Linked DNA regions of Homo sapiens: all the other regions are linked to region 2. A link is a contact called in ENCODE Hi-C or POLR2A ChIA-PET data. All regions are on one chromosome and are shown on one strand. The core of a region is the stretch at or near the end of the contact, and the rest is flanking DNA. Distances in the headings are between cores, read along the strand shown. Region 1 holds the start of SF3B1 (splicing factor 3b subunit 1). Region 2 holds the start of NABP1 (nucleic acid binding protein 1). Region 3 holds the start of PGAP1 (post-GPI attachment to proteins inositol deacylase 1). Region 4 overlaps ANKRD44 (ankyrin repeat domain 44). Region 5 holds the start of PLCL1 (phospholipase C like 1 (inactive)). Region 6 holds the start of COQ10B (coenzyme Q10B). Region 7 holds the start of MARS2 (methionyl-tRNA synthetase 2, mitochondrial).

Region 1 (3,164 bases), core at 329-2,828, 5.8 Mb before region 2:
ACTTTAGGAGTCTGAGGCAGGAGGACTGCTTGAGGCCAAGAGTTTGAGACCAGCCTGGGGAATATAGTAAGATCTCATTCTACAAAAAATAAAAATTAGCTGGGTATGGTGGCCCATGTTGGTGGTACTAGCTACTCTGGAGACTGAGGCAGGAGAGTCTCTTGAACCTTAAGGTCGAAGTTAGGGTCAGCTGTGATCGCACCACTGCCCTCCAGCTTGGGCAACAAACCAAGACTGTGTGTCAAAAAAACAGAAAAAAAATCGTTTGTGTCACCTGATCTGAAGAAGGGAGGGAGTCTGGTGAGAGGGAAAGAGGGAGCAAGGCTGCAGGTCAGGAGTCACCAGGGACAGGTTATCTAAGCTCTCAGTCCAGTGCCATTGTCCATATATCTCCCACCTACCGCTAGCCTCAGGAAAATGGCTCCTCACTTTACCCAAAGTAGATATGGGGTCTTCCTGCAAGAGGAATACACCCATACCATTTCCCTCCCTTCAAACGACCATACTGACCCATGGTATGGTTAGTATTTGGGTTGCAGGTTTATCACATAGCGAGGTACTCCTCTCTTTGTGATGGCTCTAACCTTGATAACTACCTGTTTTCCTCGGCTGCTTCCGGGACCCATCTTTCTGAGCCTTTCTTTCTTTTTCATCGTCGAAGTCAAAGACCAGTGTGACAGTACAAGGTTATATTATAATTGATGCCCAGGAAAACAGACTGCCGTATTCTGATCTATTAAAATTCCTGATTTAGGAATACCGTCTAGGATTTAAGAGAAACATCTAATGAATGTTAATAATGACGATGAGTGGTTTTCTAGGAACCCATAAAGTAAAAGGCTTTAAAAGGGTGGCAAGATTGTCACTGTGCAACTCAGCAACGATTTGTGAGGCTCAACGAAATTCCTACCCAAATTATTTGCAATTATTAAACAGAAAGAATGAAAAATGACCTTGAATTACAGGGCGAAAGATGGGACTGTTAAGACTGTCTTCGTAACTAAGCACTGTAAAGACTGAGACAGCTGCAAGGGAAAGTTTTCCTCGAGCTCTTCCAGTGAATTTTGGGAAAAGGGATTGAATGTCTGAGGTCTCTTCCAGCTCTGAAACCGCAGCGTTTCGTACAGTGTTCATTTTTTTTTAATGGGAGGGGTCTCGGGGTCTTGCTCTGTCGCCCGGTCTGGAGGCTTGAGTACAGTGGCGCGACACGATTACGGCTCACGGCTGCCTCGAACTCCTGGGCTCAAGCGATGCTCCCGCCTCAGCCTCCAGAGTTGCTGGGACTCAGTGTCTGTTCTTAACTCCCTTCGTAGAATCCACTTTCCTCCAGGGCAAAGTTACTCACTTAAGGACCTTACGGCTCGGCTCGGGGATTTCCTGGGTCACCACGCAGGCGACTTCAGGGCCCAACCGTGTCTCCTCCCCCACCCACAATGCACCTCGCGGTTCCCTCTAGGTGGCAGTTCTGTCACGTGTCACCCGACGGAGCGCGCTCCCGTTTGGCGCACGCGCAGAGTGCAGCCCCCAGCTATTTTTCTCCGTGGCGGCGGCGACGAGCGGAAGTTCTTGGGAGCGCCAGTTCCGTCTGTGTGTTCGAGTGGACAAAATGGCGAAGATCGCCAAGACTCACGAAGGTAAGCGGTCTTTCCCTGCTTACGTGTTTTCTTCGTTGCTAGCCTAATAAAAGCCTTTTTTCCTAGGATTCTGCCTTTTTCTATGGTTTCTTTCGTAGGAGCTGAGCCCGCGTTTCGGGGCCAAGGGTCGTCTCCTCCGCGCCAGCGGCGCAGGCCACTGCCCCGCGTAATGGCGTCCTCCTCTTACACCCCCGACAGGCGCTTTGTTCAGTGTTTGGGACCTGCTACTTCAGAGTAGCTTCTCTTCTCTGACCAGAGGGCCTCGTTTAAGCGGCTTCCTCAGTAGGATTCGTGGGCAAGGGATCGGGGAAGCGGGCGTGGGGAGAAGGTCTCACTCGCCTCTCGACACTGTCGTCCCCATAGTTTGTGCAGAAGAGGGTCAGAAAAGCACTGAAATACGGCAGCCGCTTTTCCGGCAGACTGAATCGAATTTGGTTAAACCGAGATTCCGTTACTCCTACCCTTGTGTGTCTTCAAGCGTCAGTTACTTGTTTATTTTTCTTGCACGAAACGATTTGGGGATAAAATCTGGTAGTTGTTTTCCCTCCCTTAGTCACTTTTAGTATAATATTGATCTTTTTCTTTGGAGACTGGTTATTGGAGGAGCAGATGGAAGAGGAAAACATAAATTACTTTCATTAATGGCCGAAGCTTTCAAGCTAGTTGATCGTTTTATGGAATACAGAGTGTGCAAATTAGGAAAACGTTGGGAATAGACTGGAGTTCATTAGGAAGTATCCAGAGATGACAGAAAATGGGATCACTTTTCAGAAAAGACGAGGCATGAGAAGTTGGAACTGCATTCTTTGATTTCTGACTTGGAATCCGAGATTTTCACTGAGAACGAGACTTCTAAGTCACTTTTGTTTCATATGTTCTTTCTGGGTATTTGGCTCGGTATTAGTCTGTGAGAGGTAAGAGACTGAGGCCATCCAAAATTTTACAGTCTGATAGGAGAAACAGATGTGTATGTTCTCATTCTCTCATGAGGCCAGATGCATGCTTAAGTAGAAGAAAAAGCAGCATGTTCTGGGAACCTGGGTAACGGAATGATTATGTTTAGGGTTGTTTCACTGAGGAGGTTACATGACCGTGTTTTAAAAGGATCAGTCAGTTTTAAATCGGGAAGGACATCTGAGCCTGAGAACATCTTGTAACAAGGTATTGAATCGTGAAAGGTGTGTTTGAGTAGTAGTCCACTGTAGCAGGAACAGAGGGTGCAAGTAGAGAAGAAATAAATGAATCTGGAAAGGTTGGATTAGGACCAGAATGTGAATGGCTTTGAATAGTTGGGTCACCCAGAGGACCTGAAGTCCAGCTTTCTGCTATTTATCAAACATGCTAATGAATTGTCAATGACTTTAATATTAGTATACCATTTTAGGTATTTAGGATTTAAATGCTCTCTTAGTATTCCTAGGCTTTATTATTTTGTCTTTAGACTATCTCAAATATAACCTTTTGCAAAGTAAGTAGAAAATATAAAGTTGTGCTGTTTTTGTTCATTCAGGATGTTATTCATTTGGGGAT
Region 2 (3,455 bases), core at 181-2,680:
GTCTCTGCTAAAAATACAAAACTTAGCTGGGCGTGGTGGCACACGCCTGTAGTCCCAGCTACTTGGGAGGCTGAGGCACGAGAATCTCTTGAACCCGCGAGGCGGAGGCTGCAGTGAGGAGAGATCACGCCACTGCACTCCAGCTTGGCGACAGAGCGAGACTCGGTCCCAAAAAATAATAATAATTAAAAATCTACTTAACCTGTAAACCGGGGTAGAGGCGCGGATTTCCCAGCTGAAACCGACTGCCTTTCACTGCAAAGGTCTGTTACATCCCAGCGCTGCCCACCACCCAAAGTTAACACCAAAGGAGTTCAAAACTCCTCAAGAGTGGCCCACAGAAAAGGCGGGGGACTTCAGGGCTTGCCAAGATCCCAGGAGCCGGCCAATCCCGATTCTGCAGACTGTTAGGTCCCCCGACTTTTTTGCACACCTACCCTCTGGTCAACCGAATAATATCCCCTGGCTGTATAAGACCTCCGATCTCATCCCACACGGAAATAGTGATGCTGCCCGTTTTATCTGCTACTTTGCACGATCTCACTTCATGGCCGTCTTTGGTTTTGGTCACGCGTCCTGTGAGGATTTAAAAATCAAAGGGAGGGGTTGTTAGATAATGAGGACATCCAGAAAGGCTAACTCCTCCTCCGGTATTTTAATACATCTGGAAGGTGGGAAGTGACCAAGCCCAGGGCTCCCGCCTCAGGTAGGATCCGATCTCGGGCGGAGGCCACTAGAGCCACGTGGGTGGGGGAGGGGAGGGAGGAGGAGGGGAGCCCCGGGCGCGCAGCGGCCGGCGCCCCTGTCTCCCGCCCCGGGAGGCACAGCGGGCGGTGGAGTAGGCTGCAAACCCCACTTACCTATCTCCAGGACAATAAAGACGACATTTAAGTTTTTCAGTCCGGGCTTAATATCTCTTATAAAAATAAGTGGGTCGTTGACCCTATTCATATTGGGACAGGCGCGGCTACGGCTGCGGAGACGCGAGTGGGCAGGGCGGGGTCAAAGCTTCCCACCCTCCCGGGACAGGGGCGAAGGCAGAGGGGCGACCTTGGGCAGGGGTGGCGAGAGAAGGGGCAGAAAGCCGTTAGTCAGGGACCGGGCAAACCAGCCCGGACAGCACTGAGCCTAAAAAAAGAAAAAAAAAAAAAAAAAAAAAAAAGGCTCACAAGTTCTAAAGAAAAAAAGGCGAACCACTCCGCACACCAACCCCGCTCCCAACCGGGCGACAGGAAGGCAAGCGTACTAACTGCCCCGTTCTTTGGATAAAAGGAAAAAAAAACGCAGTGAGGGGACACTTCTGCCCTGAGTCCCGCTCACTCACACGGGCGCGCGCCCAGCCTGTCCCGGGCTCCGGGAAGGAACGGGCTGTGACAGCGAAACGGGAGCGGAGACAGAACACCGCACACCCAGCGTCCCAAACAGCGACTGATGAACACGCCCGCGCGCCGGCAGGACCCTCGGCCCGCCCCTCCCCTTGTGAAGTCACGCTGCGTCGGCACGCCTGCTGCCACGCCCGCCTGGTGCTGGGGAGGGGAAGCAAAGGGGCGGGACCCGGCCGCCGCAGCCCGCAGAGCTTCCCTCGCTCCTCCCCGGGGGCTGTCAGCGCGGGCTCCGCCCCCTCGTCCTTCCAATCGCTCTCGGCCCCGCCTCCCCCGCCCTCCCGTTCTCCACCCACTTCAGCTGTCGCCGCGCAGCAGCAGTTCTGTTCGGTTTCGCCTTCCTGCTGTGCAGTCTTTTGACGCTTGCTGTCCAACTTTGGAGTTTTCTTGCCTTTTTTTCTCTCAGAGTTGAGCCCCTGCCCGGGCCCTTTAGTCCCTCGGTCACGAGGAACGGTAGAGTTTAGAACCTGTGAGTACGTTAGAAAGTTCGCAGTCGAGGAAGAACAGGGTTCGGGCAAGGGCAGCTGGTCCGGTACCAAGGGAAAACAGGCTGGGATGGTGAAGGCGTCAGTGGCTACAAGGCTGGAAGTTTAGCACCAGAAGGGAATTTGGAGATCAATTCAACCGCCTCATTTCAGGCATACTTAAATTGAAACCCAGAAAGATGAGGTAATTTGCAGAAGGTCACCCAGCAACCCCTGAGCAGGCAGGACTGCAACACAAATGTCTGACGTGGGCTTCCACTGTGTAATGCTAAGCAGATAGGACGTAAATTCCTTTGCAGACTTCTCATTTTTCCTTACCCCCTGCCTCTCATATTACACACCTTCCCCATTTAGCTTTTCTTCTTTTACTTTGCACTTGCTTTTGTACATCTAAAAGGAATTAATTATTCAACAGCAGTGGGAACCCTTGAAACATAATCTGGAAAAAAAGATTAATAAAGTTTTTTTTATGTCGCGTAGTGAAAAGAGCATGTGCTTTAGAGACAAACCTGGGCTCCAGCTATTTACTTGTGAGAGCTTTAGGTCAATTGGCTTTTATTACAGCTTTTTAACCATAATAAAATGGGGATCCCTGCCTAGCAGAAGATTGATTAAATGGATCATAAATTGTCCAACTAGTGCCTAGCAAATAGTACATACTCAGTATTTTCCCCTTTTTAATCCCCGTTTTACAGGCGATGGAACTCACCAGAGACCAGATAGCTAGAGAATGGCTGAGCTGGGTTTTAAATCTAGTCAATCTTGACCCCAGAGCTCTCCAGCCTAAAGGTAATGTTTAGACTTAACTTCCAGTGGTGTCATTATAAGAGTCAAAAACAGACTGAAGAAATAAAATAGCAGAATAAAGTAGTGGGGCATTAAAGAATCATCTAGTTAATTCTTGGTGATGATAACAGAAATGTTGGGAAAAGTGTCAGAAGCCTTAATTTTCTCCCCATTCTTTCTGAGTATCTTTAGATCAACCACCACTTCCCAAGTATTTGCAAACAAGCAGCATAGATATTATAGCCCTAGAAAGAGTTGGAAACATTATCACAACATTAGCAAGAGAGTCAAGGCATTTTTAAGGAAACAGAAGCTTCCATTTCATGAACTAATAAAGCCCAAGGTGCCAAAGACACTGATGTCATACTGGAAAGTGGTGTAAAATAAAATTATAAGCATAATTTCAACATCAAATAAAACAAATGATGAAACATGCCAGTTAATGGCAGAGCCAGCGTCCAACCTCAATCCCAATCCAGCTCAGAAGCTCTAATTCTACCATGGTTATCTGGCAGGACTTGACACTTCAATTGGATTGTACTCAAAGCTGTATTTTCTTAAACAGGCAAAATATTCTCACAGAAGCAATATTTAAGGCAGAGCTCTTTTTTTTTTTTTTTAAGGTTTGACAAGATCTTCAAAAGATTAAGAATAGACAGGAAACCAATTAAGAATGTTAAGAGTTACGGCCAAGAGTTTGGGCAAAGAAAGTTTGCCACTCAACTCTCAATCATTTGCCCCCAGAAAAGGGATTAGGTTGGGCTGTTCAGGCTAATTATATGAACATTTTATAAAAAGAAAT
Region 3 (3,212 bases), core at 413-2,912, 5.2 Mb before region 2:
ATATCGCGCCACTGCACTCCAGCCTGGGCGACAGAGCAAGACTCAGTCTCAAAACAAACAAAAACGACACGTCTCATACAGGACTTACTTCAATGACATATTACTTAATTGCCCTCCTGATCAGTACCACCTACAGCTCCCCTGTTATCCTGGTCTTTCCAGACTTATCTCCCTACAAAAAAGGAGACTGCTTCCGCATTTTCCCATTTCTGTCTTTCTCCGTCAATACTCCACATTCCGTAGCTAGCTGTGTTTGTTTAGACTTGCAACTGTTTCTGTGCAGGGTAAAGACTATCTTGATTTTCAGGATCACTCCACTTCTTCTTCATAGTTTCGTAATCTGAACATCAGGGTGTTGTACAAGATAAACTATAAGCTTCCTTTTGGTTTTAAAATTCTTTGATTTTATGTATTGTAGCCAAACTTCCTCTGCACAGAAAATATACCAGAAAATCAGCCCAAGTTCAATGAAATTCATTTAGTGCCAAAGACCATTCTAAGAATCCTGTGGTTACTACACACACACGCACACACACACCGTCTACTGTTGAGTCAGCTTTAAAGAGTGATGTCTTTTTCCTAACATTCTAGTGTTTTGAAGCTGCTACAAGTGATTGATTTCGAGCTTTTTTTAAAAACTCCTCCTTTGTACAAAACAGAACCGAAATTCTTCAAAACGAATTAAGTCATTTGCGAGTTTGAATGGAAGCTGGACGAAATTGCCTCCTCCAGTTAACGTGGAACCCATTCCCCAAGAGATGGAGGTTCTGGAGAGCAAGGCGAGTCAGCGTCAAACTGATTACGCAGATACCTGTTGGGGACGTCAGTGCTAATAGATATTTTGGTAACATATTTTAAGGACTAACGATGCTTTTTGTGATTCAGGCTTTCATCTGATACCAAGAGCAGAATCTCGTCGGCTTGCGGGTGTTTTTTTTTTTTTTTTTTTTTTTTTTTTTAATGAGCCGGTGCTTTTAAGCGCTGTTACCTACTGGGCCCAAGTAGGCGGTAGAAGAGGGAAAATAAAGCCATTTGTTCCCTCTTCAAGCTAACTGCTCCAGAGAGCTGTGAGTGTGCTCTACTACCGTTGGGAAAACCGAAATTGCGGAGGCCTGAGTCTTTTCAAAATTGAACGGGAAGCGTTTTTAAACTGCCGCAGGGAGAGGCGTTTGCGAGGTGACAGCTGATGACCCCTGGGCTTTTAAGTCCTCCTCCCCTCTCTCGGTCCGCTCTCGGTCCTTAATCGCCTCTGGACTCTGGGCTCTAGTCCCCTCCCCAGATTCACCCATCTGACACCCGCCTCCTGCCCAATCCCCCGGCTCGTCTCCAGGGCTCCCGCGCTCCGCCCATCCCCCTCTGGATGCTTCCTCTCTCTCTCTTCTTTCCCTCCCGCCAGCCACTCCTCGCGTCTTTCTCTCCCCACTTCCCTTCTTTCCCCTCACCCTCCAGCCCAGCCCACCCTGCTTTCTCCCTCTTTCTCTTTCCCGTAGATCCGCGCTCGCGCTGCAACACCTACTCCTCCCTCGGCTCTGGGAGTCGCCAGGCCAGAGGCGCCGCGGACCTGGTGCGCGCAGGCGCACTGCGCGGCTGGCGAACGGGCAGGCCGGGCATCAGCGCAGGCGCGCGCGGCTGGGGCTCGGCTCCGGGGGTGGCGGTCGGACAGTGTCTAGCACGCTCAGTCCGGGCTTGGGGCCCCGCGGCGGAGAAGGAGGTAGAGGGGGCGGCGGCGGCGGCGGCGGTGGTGGCGGCACCATGTTTCTTCACTCAGTTAATCTCTGGAACCTGGCGTTTTATGTCTTCATGGTCTTTCTGGCAACCCTGGGGCTGTGGGATGTCTTCTTCGGCTTCGAGGAGAATAAGTGCAGTATGAGCTACATGTTTGAGTACCCGGAGTATCAGGTAAGGTTCTGCCCTCTCCTCAGCCGGGCGCTCCAAGACTCTGGCCCCTGGTGCCTTTTTCCTTCTGTGGGTTCGTCCTGCCTTGGCTCTCTGCGCCTCTCGGGCCCCCTGTCCCGTCCTCGCCTCTGTTTTCTCCGCCCGGGGAGACTCTGCATCCCCCTTCTGCCCCCCTCACCTCCCCTTTGTGTCCCTTCTTCACGGTGGGGTGTTTGTTAGACGATTTCCCGAGAGCATCCTCGTGGTCGTCCTCGTAGTTACTCCGCTGTCCCTCCGCCTCCTCCCCAGCCCCAAATCCTGGGCACAAGCTCTTCTGACTGGCCGGGCCCAGCCCCCCTCATGCCCAGAGAGGCAGCCTCAACCCTTCTCCCTAAACCGAAGCTCCATCCCTCTCGCGTTCTTGCCTTAACCCGTGCCCCAGGACCTTCCTTTGCTTCCCACGCGCCTAAATTCCCCTCGCGCCCGGTGATCTGCTCGTCAGATTTCGCATTTCTAGAAAGGGACCGAGCGTCTGCAGAGTGTATATTGGCTAGATAGTTCCCAAGGCTGTTTTTAGAGACTCCAGGGTTTTGCCTATGGGTAAACTGGCGAGTCATTGAATTGGAAACTAGATCCCCTCTTGGAAAGATGTTGCAGATCCTCTTATTTTGCAGGTTAAGGGGCCGTGCGTGTGTGGGCTTGCCTGTGTGTGTGCATACCTGTGTTTATGCATGTCTCTCAGCAGCCGAGCCTCTTAATAGTTGCATACAAAATCTATTTCATGGTGCTATTTTTGTTTTCTCGCTGGGTTCGGAGTTTAAGAGAGAGCCAACCCTTCTCTCTCCACCCCTACCGCTTCCATGCCATTTTGAATGTTTTCAATCAATGGCTTCGTTAGTTCGGCATAGTAGGATCTAGAATTTCATTCATGACTAGCTGTAAAAAGAGGCGCAGACAAATTACACAACTGTCCTAAGAGAATTTTTCCGAATGATTCTTTTATTTCTAAGTGCATCTCTTAATTATGGACTACCTATTGTAATAATTCCCTACCATAAAATGTATATGCACTATAACATATATTGATAAAATACATTTTTAGTATACTCTTAAAATCACAGCAGTTTTTTTTTTAGGGTGAAGGATGCAAGTCCTGATTGCTTCTTTGTACAAGTCATTATGGAGGAAGCCTGTTACTTGATTACGCTGCTATTATTTTGATCTTAAGACTACTTAAGGTTTAAATTGCTGAAGAGCATTCTTTCCCATGGGAAAAATTCTAGTAAATTTAGATTTCATTTGTGTTTAGATCCTTACCTTGGTTTTGCATTTATGAT
Region 4 (3,274 bases), core at 524-3,023, 5.5 Mb before region 2:
TTGTAATCTAATCACTAAGACATAAATACTACTGACTTGGTCTTTTTTCTCTTACTCTTCCTCTTTATGTATGTATGTACATATTTACTTAAAATATAGACTTGCTATCTCATTGTATATGTTACTTAATGCAACAAAATTCTTTTTGCATGTTTGCCAGGTGCCAGACACTAGGCTAGGCCTTGGATATAGTTTTGTTTACTGTTTTTTTTAAATTGTCACTTAATGCTATATGATAAATATTTCTCCAAGTCTTTAAAAATTATTTGAAATGACATTTTTAATAGCTGCATAATATCCCATCATTTTGATGTGCCATATTTTATTATGTCCCTGAGATTGGACAATTAAGAAGCTTTTGGTTTTTTTTCTATAATAACCAACACCCTAATATACACCCTGAACATAAATCTTTGTGCTCATCTCTGATCATTTCCTTATAGTAATTTCCCACAAAAATTATGGGGGTAAAGAATATGAAAATAGCTATAGCTTATCTGAGGTTGCTTTTCAGTTGCTACCTTCATCTTATTCTTTCTTTGTCTCCAAAGTGACTTGATTGCCTTAAAGTGATTCTAAAATTCACATAGCATTAGAGAAACCTAGACTATGCTTTAGAAAACAGTCTATCTTCCCAAAGATACATATACCCTCTTAAAGGTGCTGTAGTATTGCCAAGATACATACACATATAATATCTTAAAGTTGCTGTATGTACCTTTTTAAAAAGAGAAAGAGTTCTAAGCTTGTTTACTTAGAAGGTCTAATAAATCAGATCATTAAAAGTGTGAGAATTGCCTGTTTATGAAAACGTGCAGTTGGTTCAAACTGGCTATATAAATCGGCCAGATTGTATGAGCCAGTCTACAGGAGCTTAGCAGTGTACAGGTCCAATTCCATTATTTGCTCAATAATAGTTTTATGCTTAGGCTCAGCGTATGAGGCTGATAATTGTGGCATGATAAGACTGCACAGTGCTCAAGTGTATAATGAGCAATGCTTAGCTGGAAGAGAGAAAATATTTATCAGTGCTTTGCTAATGAGATGTTTTTTATATCATCTAATGAGTTGGTTTTATTTTAGGTAAGGTTAAATGTGTTTAATATGTTTCATAGAGATCTTGAAATAACATGTGCTGAAATAAATTAGAAAAAAAATCAGAAAAATTCCAAGTGGGCTCTCTGGAGTAATCACCTCGTAGATATTATTTTGAAAACCAGAAAACTGGTTGGAAGATGATATGCCAAAAATAACATTGTCTACATTAAACAGACTTACTTTATAGACCGCTTGTGTAACAAGATGTATAATGCTCTCCTTTGAGAACTTCTCCTTCCTTCAGGCTAACCTTGTTTGGGTGATATACCAGACTGTGTTAGAGGGGTCATAGCTCGCTGGGTGGCTAAGCCCCTATATGTGTGAGGTAGAAGTCTTGTAGAGTCAAAATTACTCTTGAAAATCTCTTTGGAAGGTGCCACCATGGAGGCCTGTATACTATCCCTTGTGGAGGCCAACACAGCCACTTTGGCCTGCAGAGTTGGAGCCGCATTGCTGTTTCTTTGAGCACCAGATAAGAAGTTGGCTTGCATTTAGGGGCCAACTTGTATGAAAAATATGTTTCTTTAAACACTAGAATCCCAGTCAGCTCTGTGAGATGTTCACACTGTGAAAAGCTTTCTGGAATGAGATGCAGAGGAAGCTGTGGGGTCGTGTTTCCTTTTTTCTCTCTCACCGTGGGCATGTGATCACCGAGTTCCTGATTGAAGTGTGTGTTTGTGTGTGTACGTGTCCACCTCCCTTCCTTGTGGGTGTTAACTGAATTCTTTTGAGCAAAAACATGTCTGACATGACACCACTGCAGTTGCTGTGATGCAGAATTTTTACTCATGTAGAAGTTCTTCTGTGAGAGCCTGCAATAACCTTTTTGGTTAATACTCCCTATAAAAGGAGAGTGGAAGAGGCAGGGTGAACAAATGTGTTATTTTGAATGAATGTGAATGAATCATGAGCAGAGATTTATTGAGGGCCTACTATGTGCTAGCAGTTAGGGATATAGTGGTGACCACAGTGACCGAATCCCTGCCCTTCTAAAACTTATGGTCTTGGTAGATTCCTGAGAATTTGCCTTTGTCTAGGCAACAATGGACTGACTAGATAACCATTAAATACATAGGGGTTCAAATATTTAGTGCAGAAGCATTTTGGGTTCTCGAATAGGGACTGTGTGATACAAGTGGTTTCTTTGAAAATTATCCATGATCTAAGCTCACACACTTACTGGCTCATAAAAGCCAGTTTCAGAGGCCAGATGACTTTCGTGTTTGGTGCCAGTGTGCTCCCACTGGATCCCTATCTGCCTGGTTGCAAACTCTTGGCTCTAGTACTGCCTGATCTCTAGCATACTTTGATCCACCAGAAAGTCCCTCCTTGTTCCAGTTCCAAAACTCTAGCTCTGCAATATCTCCTCTCCTTCCCCCAAAGTGGTGCTGTGGGGTGTGTGTGTGTGTGTGTGTGTGAGAGAGAGAGAGACTGAGAGAGAGAGAGAGGCTCAGTGAAGGGAATTCCCGTGCATGAGCTTACTGTTGATTACTAGCCCTTCATCACCGGAGTGTTGGTCACAAACCTGAGGAGGGCAAAGTGATTGGAGTCCCGAGGTGCTTGTGTTCCTTTGGCTCTGTTGGTCTGGATCTGTCGATCACCTTTCTTGGGGCTTCTTTGTGCTGCGTCGTCTCCTGCTTGCTGCCCCCCACTATTCCTCTTCTCTGAGTTATGGTTTATAACCTGCTGCATCTCCTAATGAACACCTGGAACCTCCAAGTTGGGAAAAGAAGGAGCATCTCATGGTGCCTGGGGCAGCAGGATGGTGTGGCCCTGACTTGGCCCAAGATTCTTGTGCCCCTCGAGGTGGTACCCCTGAGAAATGTACTCATGGGATTAGCGTGATTTCACAGATGGTTAATTTTTTTAAGTTAGTTAACTAAAGACATTATTTTTCCATTGAAATGAACATGGATATCTTAAGGCAGCACTAGACTGTAAAATTCATGTGAATGTTAAGTTAAAAACGTATTTTTCAGGCAGACATGTAGGGAAAGACGTTCACTCTTGTCTTCTGTTACAGGTACTTTGGTGGAAGTACCTGGTTGATCCTGGCTCCTTGGCTAAGTTATTGAAATTTTCTGCAGAATGGGGATAGTTGGAGGATTCACTGGGATATGCAGAAAACACTGAGTGTGTGTTACTTGCCATCTCTTCCTGCTCCCCATTTCCCCAC
Region 5 (3,165 bases), core at 460-2,959, 6.1 Mb before region 2:
GTATGTACACACACACATATATACTTACATATATACATACATACATATCGTTTTATACTGACTGCTCCACCAAAATCAATTTTAATCTGACATACATTTGATTGATTACTCACATGCATTTACACTGAGGCCCTTTTCCAGAGCCTGTGCGAGGGTTCTTTCCTAAATAACCTTACCCCAAAGTCATGCTCCCAAAAGAGGAAATCTCGAACAGAAGAAACAAGCCCCAAGTGGAAGGAAGATGGAAAGAGAAAGGGGAGGAAAGAGGTTTACAAATTCCTTGCCAAATGGATGGAGAGAAATTCTGTGAGGTGATTAGCGGGTCAGGAAGCGTTTTCCCTGGATGTGGTGGTAACCACAAGGACCAGTGATAATGCTTGGGGGATTGATTGCTTTCCGGTTGTGCTTTCTGCAGCGCAAAAACTCTGGGCTCTTGCATTGCTCTTTACTGTGATGCAGGGTCCACTTAAAACTCTGCCTCCCTACCGGGAAAGTTCACACATCTTGGGATTTCGGGATCATTTAAGTCTAGAGGGATTCTTTTTTTACACTTGAGAGTAAGCTGTGCATTTTCTTCATTGTATGGGAAAAGCTAACCCTTCATTGGAAAGCAATGCACAACCATCCGGTGGGTCTGCATTTATCCAGAGTTCTCCCTTCCTCCCTCCATCAACGGTTTAGTGAAGCTTGCAGAGAAAATGAGGGAAAGCATCCATCAGAACGCAAAGACGCAGAGCGGAACTTTTCCTCTGCCGTCAGTGGGGAGAAAAAGTCACTTGTGCGTCTCGTGGCTGACAGCTGAGTCTGGGAACCTCCGGATAAGGAAGGAAGGTTTGGCGTTGAAGGAGGTGGGAGAAAACAATGCTGAGCCCGGATGCCTCCGGACACCGCACATCCTGCCCGGGTCCCTGACCCACCCATCACCCACAGCCACGCTCCCGGTGCGGCGCGGCTTTGCTTACCTTGATGATGCTGCTGCGCCGGGGGGTCGCCCGTGCTGCCTCCAGGAGGCCCGCCTCGCTGTCCGCTGGGGTCCCCGCGGCGCCTGGCAGTGCGACCCCGCTGCGACGGTCCCTCATCCGGCCCCCAGAGGCCGCCGTCACGCAGTCCCCGGCGGCATCCGGGCCCACTCGGGGGTCGTCTTCGCCCCCCGCCGCGTCGGGCGGCGCCGGATCCTCCCTGCCGGCCGCGCCCTCGGCCATGGCCTGGAGCGTTTAGGGCTCCCCGGGGGAAAGCGGGACGCCCGGCAGCGGAGTCCAGCCGCTAGGCACCGGTGCGCTCCTGCACCGGGAGGCGGCCCCGCCAGACTTTGTTTCACCGCCCAGCGGCGGCAGTGGCGGCGGCGGCGGCGGCGGCGGCAACTTTCTGGAGAGGGGACATCGCTCGGGCAGAGACGTCCTCGGGCTTCGGTCTAGGAGGCTAGCAGTCCGGCGGGGGACGGTGGCGGGAGTGGGGAGGCGATGTGAGCGGGAGGCAGAAGGAGAGGCGAAAAAGAGAGGGAGGTATCCGAAATGTGATGCAAACGCCGGCCCTGCGCCAGACAAAAGGCACCGGGCGCCCAGCCAGGCGGCCTCTGGAGCCCGGACGCCGGCGGCCCGATAGGGGCCAGAGCCGGGCGACTGCGGCCGGGCGCACCCGCCACCTGCCCGCGGACTGCGGCGCAGCGGTCCCAGGAAGTGCGGCGGCGGCGGCGGCCTCCACTCAGCTCTGTTGTGACAGGGAGGGAGACTTGTTTTGACAGCCCTTGGGGATTGGCAGGCGTCTGGGCCTCTTAGGAGCCTCGCCTCGCCGAGGGGGCTCGGCCCGACCAATCCTCACTGCGGAGGGGTGTGCCCGAGCGCGAAGAATGGAATGTGTTCTGCAACTGGGAGCCGGCCCAGCGGGGCTAATGTACTCGAGCCAGGGTGTACCCGCGCGCGCGCGTGTGCAAACCCGGAGGCGCTCCGTGTATATTTTAGGAAGTTTAGATTTGCGAAATGAGCCTGAGATGCAACAAAAATCCAGGTTGGGTGAAGGAGAGGGGAGAAAGAAACCTTCTTCTGCCAAACAAAGCAATTTGGAGGAAAGTGGGTATTGAGTATGAATGTCTAAGCGTTTGGGGTGACGGGGTGAAGCTTTGCGTGGTCACAGGTTAATTGCAGGCTCTCAGGCCAATTCTTAGAAGTCAAGTCCATGCAGAGATAAACTAGGGTTTACTGGGATCTTGGGGTTCCATAATTTGCTTCAGGTTCCAGGAAAGGATTCTAAGGTCATTCTGCAGTGTGAGTAAATATAACAAGGAAAGGGAGTCAGTGAAAGAGATGAGGGTGAAAGGAAACTGAACCAACTAAATCCCTCCGAAGACTGACTCTTAAAAAGCACAGATATAATCCAAGTCAGATAAATGCAGGTGGGGAGTTTAGTCTCTATCCTAAAACATTCCTATTTGACAATGGTTCAGCCTCCTTTCTCTATATAATCCTATATAAAAACATATTTTGCTCATTTCCAGTAAGCTAGCAACCAAGAAGGGAGAGATCTTTGGATGATGAGTTAAGTCACTGAAATTATCCACAGAATGCTCAGATGCAAACCATGGTCCTAAGGCTCCCTGGTAAGACAAAAGACTTGGCATTTTAATTTTAAACTCCTTTGATATTAGAATCTATATTAAACCTCACTTATAACATTACATTTTATCTTATTAATAATTTAATAATTTGAGATTTTACTTGTTCCTTAGTCTGGCTAACAGCATGAGAAATTATTCAGCATTTTAGACCAACAATTTGGTTTGAATCTCATAATTTTAGAGATATATGGGGATTTAGGGATCAACTAGGACATCATTTTTGTTTTACGGTTGAGACAAAGGCCCAGGGAGTCTTGTCTACTAGTTAGTGCAGGAGCCAAAATTAGAATCAGCCACCCAACTCCTCCGATAATCTCTTCACTACTTTATCTGTCTCCTCTGGGCTACAACCAGCCAGAACTGGCAGGGGCACTTGGGAGGTTTCAGATTTGACATTTATCAACTACTAGGGAATACTGAGAAGGCTTGACTTTGCCTTTTCTTTAAACATAAATGCAGCCTAGTAATGAATGTACTGTAGAGAGTAGCAGTGACCTCTGGTTTTAGAACCAACACCACCCTCTAGTGAGATTCTGAGAACTGCATCCATAACA
Region 6 (3,304 bases), core at 630-3,129, 5.8 Mb before region 2:
CCACGCTGGTTTCATGAGCTCAGGCAATCCTCCCGCCTCAGCCTCCCAAAGTGTTGGAATTACAGGCATAAGCCACTGCGCCCAGTACCATTCATCTGTTGTTGGACACCTACGTTGATTCTGTATCTTAACTACTGTGAACAGTGCTGAAACCTTTACTTGAAAAAAGATGAGACCTTTGCTTCTAAAGAGGTGAATTGGGTATCTGGTTGACTTTTTACTATATATAAAGGTTCATGTATTTACTGGGAGGCAATACATGAACCTTTGTACCAGGTTCATGTATTGCCTCCCAGCCTACCCAAAAAAATACCCTTACACAATCTGATTACAAGCCTAAGGAAAACACCAGTGTTTAAAGCAAACTAACAGGACATTTTCTGATCAATCTGCATGCTATAGTTACAGTGGCCTGGACAGCACATCTATTTTCATGCACTGCCAGGAATACTATGTCTTAAACTACGATATGAAGATACACACATTCATATATACAGTTAAACCATGAAATGAATACTGGACAACTGGACCACATGGAGAACAGCTTTTTTGTCACTCGTCTTCCAGTACCACTCTCTCATATACTTAAGTATAATAAAGGTCAGAATCTGATGCTTAACATTGGAAATGAACGCAAACTGCCGCCCTCATTATCATAAACAGTATTTATCTTGGAACTGAAGCCTCAATTTGATCATTAAAGCAACTGTATTTTTCTCAAAAGTAAGTGTTATTTGCAAGACAACATTTTATAAGAGTAATACAAACAGATCTCAAGTATGATGGCGTTATTCTGCTTGAAACTACTTTTTGAGGTTATTTCCTAAAGCAGGAGTAATTTTATGATTTTGTTTGTCTCATCCAACATTTGTCTAAAGGGATTTGGATTTGGTAAGGTTGTTGGTGTTTTTAAAAATTCTTCATTGAATCTTTTTTTAAAAAAATTATTTCCTTGTTTCCAGTAGGGTCGGATCTTCATTTAATCTAAATGTCCTGGGGCTCAACTAGATTTGTGTTTTCTCTCCCCACCTCGTATTTTGTACACCTGAATTCATTTTAAACACACTAACTTTAATTTTCAAGAATATTACAATGTTATTAGTAAAAGGAAACTAAGTCGTACAAGTATGGTATCCGTGTCCCGACCTCCATCTCCACCCCCACCTACCAAAAAATGAACCAACCAGGAAAATCGAAAGCTGACTATGCTTCAAGGTTACAGGACCTGTAAGTTACAGCAGAGTGAAAAAATCCAAGTCCCTTATGCTGGCTGTATTTAGTTTTGTAAACACTAAATGGCGAGGGCAAAGCACTCTTTCAGAAATTGGGAAAACGCATCTGACCATCTGGCAGGTAGAAGGAACCGGAGAAGGGGGCTCACCGCCAAACACAAACTCCCATACAGCCAGCAGCCGGCAACCCTTCTGCGCAAAGTTAAAACTTTCCAACAGCAGTAGCAACAAGCCATAGGGGAGGAGACCGGAAGAGCCCAAAGGCACCAATGGCCAAATTGCTTCCAAAGTCGCTTCGCCGATGATTCACCGCCTCTCACGAGGCAAACGAGCCACGAACACAGCCTTGGGCCCAAGGTGATGCGCGCCGCTCTTGAGTCCCTCAGATGCCAAACGCAAAAAAAAGCCTTCTCCTCTAAAGACACGGAAATGCACCGAGTCCGGCTCTGCCTCACCCCCAAATCCTTCCGGTCCCCCAACTCGGCAGCCAAAATCGAAAACTACTCTCGTCTCAGCGCCCCCGCTGTTGATTACCTGCCATTCCGCACGGGCGCCTGCGCCCCGGCCGCTGTCGCCGACTTCGGACGGCATCCCGAGACTACCCTTCTCAAGGCCGTATGACCAGTCCGAGCTGCCATGATAGACTCTCCGAAGCCGGTCGTCACCTCCCGGACCAGCCCTGCAGCACCGCCCTCCTCTGGTCGGGCCCGGAGCCCGGCTCCGGTCTCTTCCAGCCAATGGACTGGCCGCCTGCGCAGCCTGACACGCCCCTTCTTCCCTTCCGGGTTGCACGTCGCTGACACACGCTGACCGTAAACGTTCCCGTCAGCCTGTCGGCCAATCGGAGCTGCGGGCCCGCCAGGACACACCTCTCTCTCCTGACCGACCAATCGCTTTTCCCGTGCGCTCGCGCAATTTGCGTAATACTCAGTGACTGCTCAGTCCACGCCCCGCGCAGGAGCTGTTCCTGGATTAACCAACTGCCTGGTTCTCCTGGGGTCCGCTTCCGGGAGGCTAGTCAGTGAGCCCCACCCCCCCGGGGGCTGCGGGAAGCCCCAGGGCTTGAGTGTTAATTCTGTAACTGTCCGAACCCGTGAGTGCGGAGCCAGACAGGCCACCACTCCTGGCTGCGAAGCCTGGCTGTCAGCGTCCTGCTTGTTAATGATTGTCTAATACAATGCCTGCCTTGCCTATCTCACGGGGTAATTGTGAGGGCAACATAAGGTCCTGTCATTAGGAAAGACTCAGTTATCCAGCAGCAGTTCCGTCTGCCTTCTTCCTGCGTGTCCCACATTTTAATTGGTGTTCTCGTATGATTTGGGTTTCCCTTATTCCATACTAATCAGACGACTTCGCTTTGATTTACTTGTTTTGGTGATCAGTCATCAAGTCCAGACTTCTTGTTCCCTCAGTTTGTTTTCAGGTCTTTACTTAAGGTTTGTGCACCAATAGTTTTCCTGCAAACTGTAAAGTGAGGATGACAATACTACCTATTTAATATAGTTTGGGTGTAAATGAGATTGTTGATTAAATGTAGTCAGATATTTGTGTGGCACCTACTAGATGCTGGAGAAGTGAGCAAAAGTCTTCACTGTCACAGAGCTTATATCCTAGTGGGGGAAAGAAACCAATTAGTATATAGTGCAATGGCAGCTTGTTATATGTCCCATAGACTAAACAGTACAGCAGGGTAAGGAGATGAAGAGGGAGGAATATGGTAGGGTGCTGTTTTATATAGGGTGGTTAGGAGGGGCTCTAAGAGGATGACACTGAACAAAGGCCTAAAATGAAGTGAGGAAGTGAACTCTGATTACTTGGGAGAAAATGGGCCGGGCGCGGTGGCTCACGCCTGTAATCCCAGCACTTTGGGAGGCCGAGGCGGGCGGATCACGAGGTCAGGAGATCGAGACCATCCTGGCTAACACGGTGAAACCCCGTCTCTACTAAAAATACAAAAAATTAGCCGGGCGAGGTGGCGGGCGCCTGTAGTCCCAGCTACTCAGGAGGCTGAGGCAGGAGAATGGCGTGAACCCCAGGGGGCGGAGCCTGCAGTGAGCCGAGATTGCGCCACT
Region 7 (3,513 bases), core at 238-2,737, 6.0 Mb before region 2:
TAGTTTGCCGGACACAGCTGGACACGGCCTCCAGAGCCTTATATATCCGAAAGTTATCATAGTGGTCTGCTACCTGCTTTGGCAAAGTGGCCACTGCGCTCACCAGAGCATAATCCTCTGCCTGAGCACGAACTGACGGCCCCACCAACCCTGGCTCACTAGGGAAGCAGGTAGTGCAGAAGGCTGGGTAGGTCTCAGAAGGATTTATTCTTTTGGCAGTGCATCGGTTCAAGAGACCTCCCAAGGCATCTGCCAGCTCGGAGTTCAGCAACTTAACCACCTTTTCATCATAGTAGTCACAGTCCCAGTTGGGGACGCCCTGCCGAAGGAGAAAGTAGCGGAAGCCATCCACGGTATAGCGGTTAAGGCAAGTCCTAGGATCCACCACGTTGCCCAAGCTCTTGGACATCTTTTGGCCACAGACTGTCCAGTGGGAATGGACACAGATGCGCTGTGGCGGGCTCATGCCGGCCCCTAACAGGAAGGCAGGCCAATAGATGGCATGGAATTTGAGAATGTCCTTACCTATGATATGAGAGGTGGCCGGCCACCAAGATTTGAACTCAGCATTTGGGTAGCCAATTACAGTGAGGTAGTTGACCAGGGCATCCAGCCATACATAGATGGTCTGCGAATCATCCCCGGGCACCGGAATGCCCCAGTGCAAGTGGCTACTTCTGCGAGACACGGACAGGTCGGGCAGCTCCTCGTCCAGCCACTGAAGAACTACGTGATGAAATGGTTCGGGGGTGATCGCCTGAGGGTTGCCCCGCAGCCACCGCTGGAGTGGCTTCCGGAACTGGGAAAGCCTGAAAATGTAGTTTTCTTCCTTGGTCCAGGAGACTGGATGCCCGCTCTCGAGAGATACAGGAAACGAATCCCCCGATGGGCCCGGCTGCTGGGTGACCTTGGCCTCAGGCAGGAAGCACTCGTCGGAAGCGCAATACCAACCTTCATAGACGCCCTTGTAGAGCAGACCGCGGGACTTAAGCACCCCCCAGAAGTGCTGCACAGCCACCCGGTGCCGGGCCTCCGTGGTGCGGATGAAATCTGTGCAGGAGATACCGGCCTCCTGGAAAAGCTGCTGGAACTGCTCAGAGACTCGGTCGCACAGCTCGGTCGGGGCCAGGCCCGCGGTAGCTGCTGCCTGCTGAATCTTCAGCCCGTGCTCGTCGGTACCAGTGGAGAATCGCGTGGCGGCCGTGCTGGGACCTCGGAGGCGACGGTGGCGGCATAGGGCGTCCGCCAGTAGTGCCGAGTACAGGTGCCCGATGTGCGGCGCCGCGTTCACGTAGAAAATGGGTGTAGTGAAGTAGGCGCGCACATCACAAGCATCATCGCCGGCACTGAGGGAGCCCGAACTGTAGTAGCGTGGGCCGAAGTCCTCCAGGAGAGACAGCCTACTAGCCCCCGTGCGTCCTAGCAGGCGGAGGACGGACGTTCGCAGCATGGTGCAGACCGGCCGCAAGCGGAGGAGGCGGCGTTCTGACAGCACGTGTGAGAGGCGCATGCGCAGCCGGGTCGCGCCGCAGCTTCCGGCCGGAAAGCCAATGAAACGCGGCCCCGAGCGCCGGCCCTCACCGCCCTCCCCGCCCGGCCCCGCCCCGCCCGCGCCTGCGCCGTCCGCACGCCGAAAGCCGCGGCGCCAGAGGCCGCCAATGGACGGCGGCTTGCCAGAAAAACAGCTCAGAGTTGCCGGGTTTAGGAGAGGCTATGAAAGAAGACGAACCTCTTTGCCTTCGTATAACATACTGTGTTTCCTGCTTTGGATTGTAATTTTATATTTATGAATCTGTTTCCCCCTCTAGGCTGAGCTGCTTGTAGGCAAGAGTTTTATATTCAGCCGTTTGTCTAAACCCCGTCCGTGGCTGGCATACTGCAAGACAGAGTATTGCTCTGCACATGCCCTGTCGATATCTAAAATGTCACCTAAATTTTATCTCAGAGCCTAAATCAATCTGTAAGGGAGGGAGAGAGAAAAAAGATGAAAAATCATTACCTACAGCATTTTGAGAGAAGGATAAGAACTGAGAATGGAAGAGAAGTCTTTAAACAGTTTTTGTTGAATCAACAAAAGTAGATTTGTGATCTGCCAAGTTCTTGCCAAAGTTTATTGAGATCCAGGAAAGTAGAGTGCAATATGCTGTCACTGTGCATATAAAGAATAATTTTCAAATTTATTTCTCAAAAAGTTAATTTTTTTAATGGTCTTGAAGTTCTTTTAAAATAGTGTTTCTCAAGTTTGCTTTTAGTAATGGAACCTTAGAATTTTTTTTAGGGGAGGAAACCTCAGGAGCCCAGAATTGAATTAATGTTAATCCCTAGTTCATAACACACTCTCATCTTTGATCTTTTTTTTTTAATTTAATTTAAGTAGCATATACATTTAATAATAAAATGGAGCAGCTATGAACCTACAACCCAATCTAAGAACTACAAGTGGTTTCAGAGTGTGGTCCCCAGAGCAGCAGAACTGGCAGCACCTGGAACTTCGTTCGATATGTATATTCTTAGGCCCCATCCCCCACATACTGAACCAGAAAACTCTGAGGGTAGGGCCCAGTAATTTAGATTTTAAGGTGATTCTGATGCACATTAAAGTTTGAGAAACACTGAACTAGAAAATTACCAGTGATTTAGATCTGTGTGCTCCTTTTCTTCTCGTACTGTCCTCCCTGAGGTAGTCATTGTCCTGAATTTTGTTCTTGCACATTTGTGTGATCACATACAAAGTATGTCTAAGTAACATTGTTTAATTTTGCTTGCATTTAAATATTCTAAAAAGGATATAATACTACATGTAGTCTTCAACTTGCCTTTTTATTCAACATTTTGTTGCTATATTAATCCATGTTGTTGCATGTAACTGCATTCATATGTTCTTAATACATGTTGCATGTAATTCATTCATTTTGACTGCTGTATAATAACCTTTGACTGAACACATATGGTAACTTGGATCTGATTTCTCTAGTGATATGATGAAAGGTGGACCAATCGAATTCTGTATAAGAGATATAAAAAATAACTTTGGATACTCAGTTGATGTGCTCTTATTTAATCCAGCAGTTTAAGAATGACCTACAACCATCTGGTCTTCAACAAAGTTGATAAAAACAAGCAATGGGCAAAAGACTCCCTATTCAATAAATGGTGCTTGGATAACTAGCTAGCCATATACAGATGAAACAGGACCCCCTTCCTATACCATATACAAAACTCAACTCAAAATGGATTAAAGACTTAAATGTAAAACCTAAAACTAAAAACCTTAGAAGGTAACCTGGGAAATACCATTCTGGACATAGGACCTGACAAAGATTTCATCATGAGGATGCCAAAAGCAATTGCAACAAAAACAAAAATTGACAAATGGGACCTAATTAAAGAGTTTCCGCACCACAAAATAAACTATCAACAGAGTAAGCAGACAATCTACAGAATGGGAGAAAATATTTTCAAACTATGAATCCAAGAAAGGTCTAATATCCAGAATCTATAAGGAATTTTAAA

What was found. A loop is a pair of places that touch in the nucleus more often than their neighbours do. ChIA-PET counts read pairs that join two places held with the same protein, here RNA polymerase II (POLR2A). Pooled maps may share reads with other maps.
Region 1: a map of B cell shows a loop between it and region 2 (23-fold over the local background). The contact joins the promoter of SF3B1 here to the promoter of NABP1 in region 2. A Hi-C loop is called at or near these places in 2 of 168 maps with a recorded cell type or tissue (B cell and CD8-positive, alpha-beta T cell) and 10 of 50 pooled maps.
Region 3: a loop to region 2 is called in a pooled map, with 14 times the contacts of the local background. The contact joins the promoter of PGAP1 here to the promoter of NABP1 in region 2. A Hi-C loop is called at or near these places in 10 of 50 pooled maps.
Region 4: a loop to region 2 is called in a pooled map, with 6 times the contacts of the local background. The contact joins the enhancer-like site here to the promoter of NABP1 in region 2. A Hi-C loop is called at or near these places in 2 of 50 pooled maps.
Region 5: a loop to region 2 is called in a pooled map, with 4 times the contacts of the local background. The contact joins the promoter of PLCL1 here to the promoter of NABP1 in region 2. A Hi-C loop is called at or near these places in 3 of 50 pooled maps.
Region 6: a map of CD8-positive, alpha-beta T cell shows a loop between it and region 2 (18-fold over the local background). The contact joins the promoter of COQ10B here to the promoter of NABP1 in region 2. A Hi-C loop is called at or near these places in 1 of 168 maps with a recorded cell type or tissue (CD8-positive, alpha-beta T cell) and 5 of 50 pooled maps. POLR2A ChIA-PET finds 5 or more read pairs at or near these places in 1 of 52 experiments (B cell).
Region 7: a loop to region 2 is called in a map of B cell, with 18 times the contacts of the local background. The contact joins the promoter of MARS2 here to the promoter of NABP1 in region 2. A Hi-C loop is called at or near these places in 1 of 168 maps with a recorded cell type or tissue (B cell) and 7 of 50 pooled maps. POLR2A ChIA-PET finds 5 or more read pairs at or near these places in 1 of 52 experiments (CD4-positive, alpha-beta T cell).

Annotation. Positions count from the first base shown.
Region 1 is chr2:197,433,442-197,436,605 of GRCh38, reverse strand. SF3B1 (splicing factor 3b subunit 1) reads left to right here and starts at 1,578. Exons shown (of 25, transcript NM_012433.4): 1 at 1,578-1,634. The coding sequence starts at 1,607. RefSeq lists enhancers at 1,130-1,179, 1,200-1,509, 751-1,950, 1,695-2,241.
Region 2 is chr2:191,676,111-191,679,565 of GRCh38, reverse strand. It overlaps NABP1 (nucleic acid binding protein 1), which reads right to left and starts at 1,430. Exons shown (of 6, transcript NM_001031716.5): 1 at 861-1,430; 2 at 438-576. The coding sequence starts at 951. RefSeq lists enhancers at 1-259, 1,087-1,589, 1,799-1,878 and silencers at 729-788, 1,389-1,738.
Region 3 is chr2:196,925,157-196,928,368 of GRCh38, reverse strand. It overlaps PGAP1 (post-GPI attachment to proteins inositol deacylase 1), which reads left to right and starts at 1,662. Exons shown (of 27, transcript NM_024989.4): 1 at 1,662-1,899. The coding sequence starts at 1,753. RefSeq lists a silencer at 1,464-1,713.
Region 4 is chr2:197,211,295-197,214,568 of GRCh38, reverse strand. All of the region lies in intron 1 of ANKRD44 (ankyrin repeat domain 44), which reads left to right. Among named protein-coding and RNA genes, the nearest start is that of ANKRD44-AS1, 15 kb to the right of the region's middle. RefSeq lists an enhancer at 1,538-1,777. Within about 2 kb of position 1,773, at least 9 of the 41 ENCODE cell types and tissues checked have a DNase peak (open chromatin) inside an H3K27ac peak, as active enhancers do.
Region 5 is chr2:197,803,137-197,806,301 of GRCh38, reverse strand. PLCL1 (phospholipase C like 1 (inactive)) reads right to left here and starts at 1,709. Exons shown (of 6, transcript NM_006226.4): 1 at 963-1,709. The coding sequence starts at 1,202. It overlaps LOC105373828 (a long non-coding RNA gene), which reads left to right and starts at 1,756. Exons shown (of 4, transcript XR_001739850.3): 1 at 1,756-2,593. RefSeq lists a silencer at 1,533-1,662.
Region 6 is chr2:197,452,127-197,455,430 of GRCh38, reverse strand. COQ10B (coenzyme Q10B) reads right to left here and starts at 1,879. Exons shown (of 5, transcript NM_025147.5): 1 at 1,767-1,879. The coding sequence starts at 1,870. RefSeq lists enhancers at 1,357-1,406, 1,607-1,656, 1,677-2,156, 1,601-2,217, 2,277-2,346 and 1 more.
Region 7 is chr2:197,703,343-197,706,855 of GRCh38, reverse strand. MARS2 (methionyl-tRNA synthetase 2, mitochondrial) reads right to left here and starts at 1,487. Exons shown (of 1, transcript NM_138395.4): 1 at 1-1,487. The coding sequence starts at 1,450. RefSeq lists enhancers at 1,084-1,203, 1,244-1,293 and a silencer at 1,434-1,673.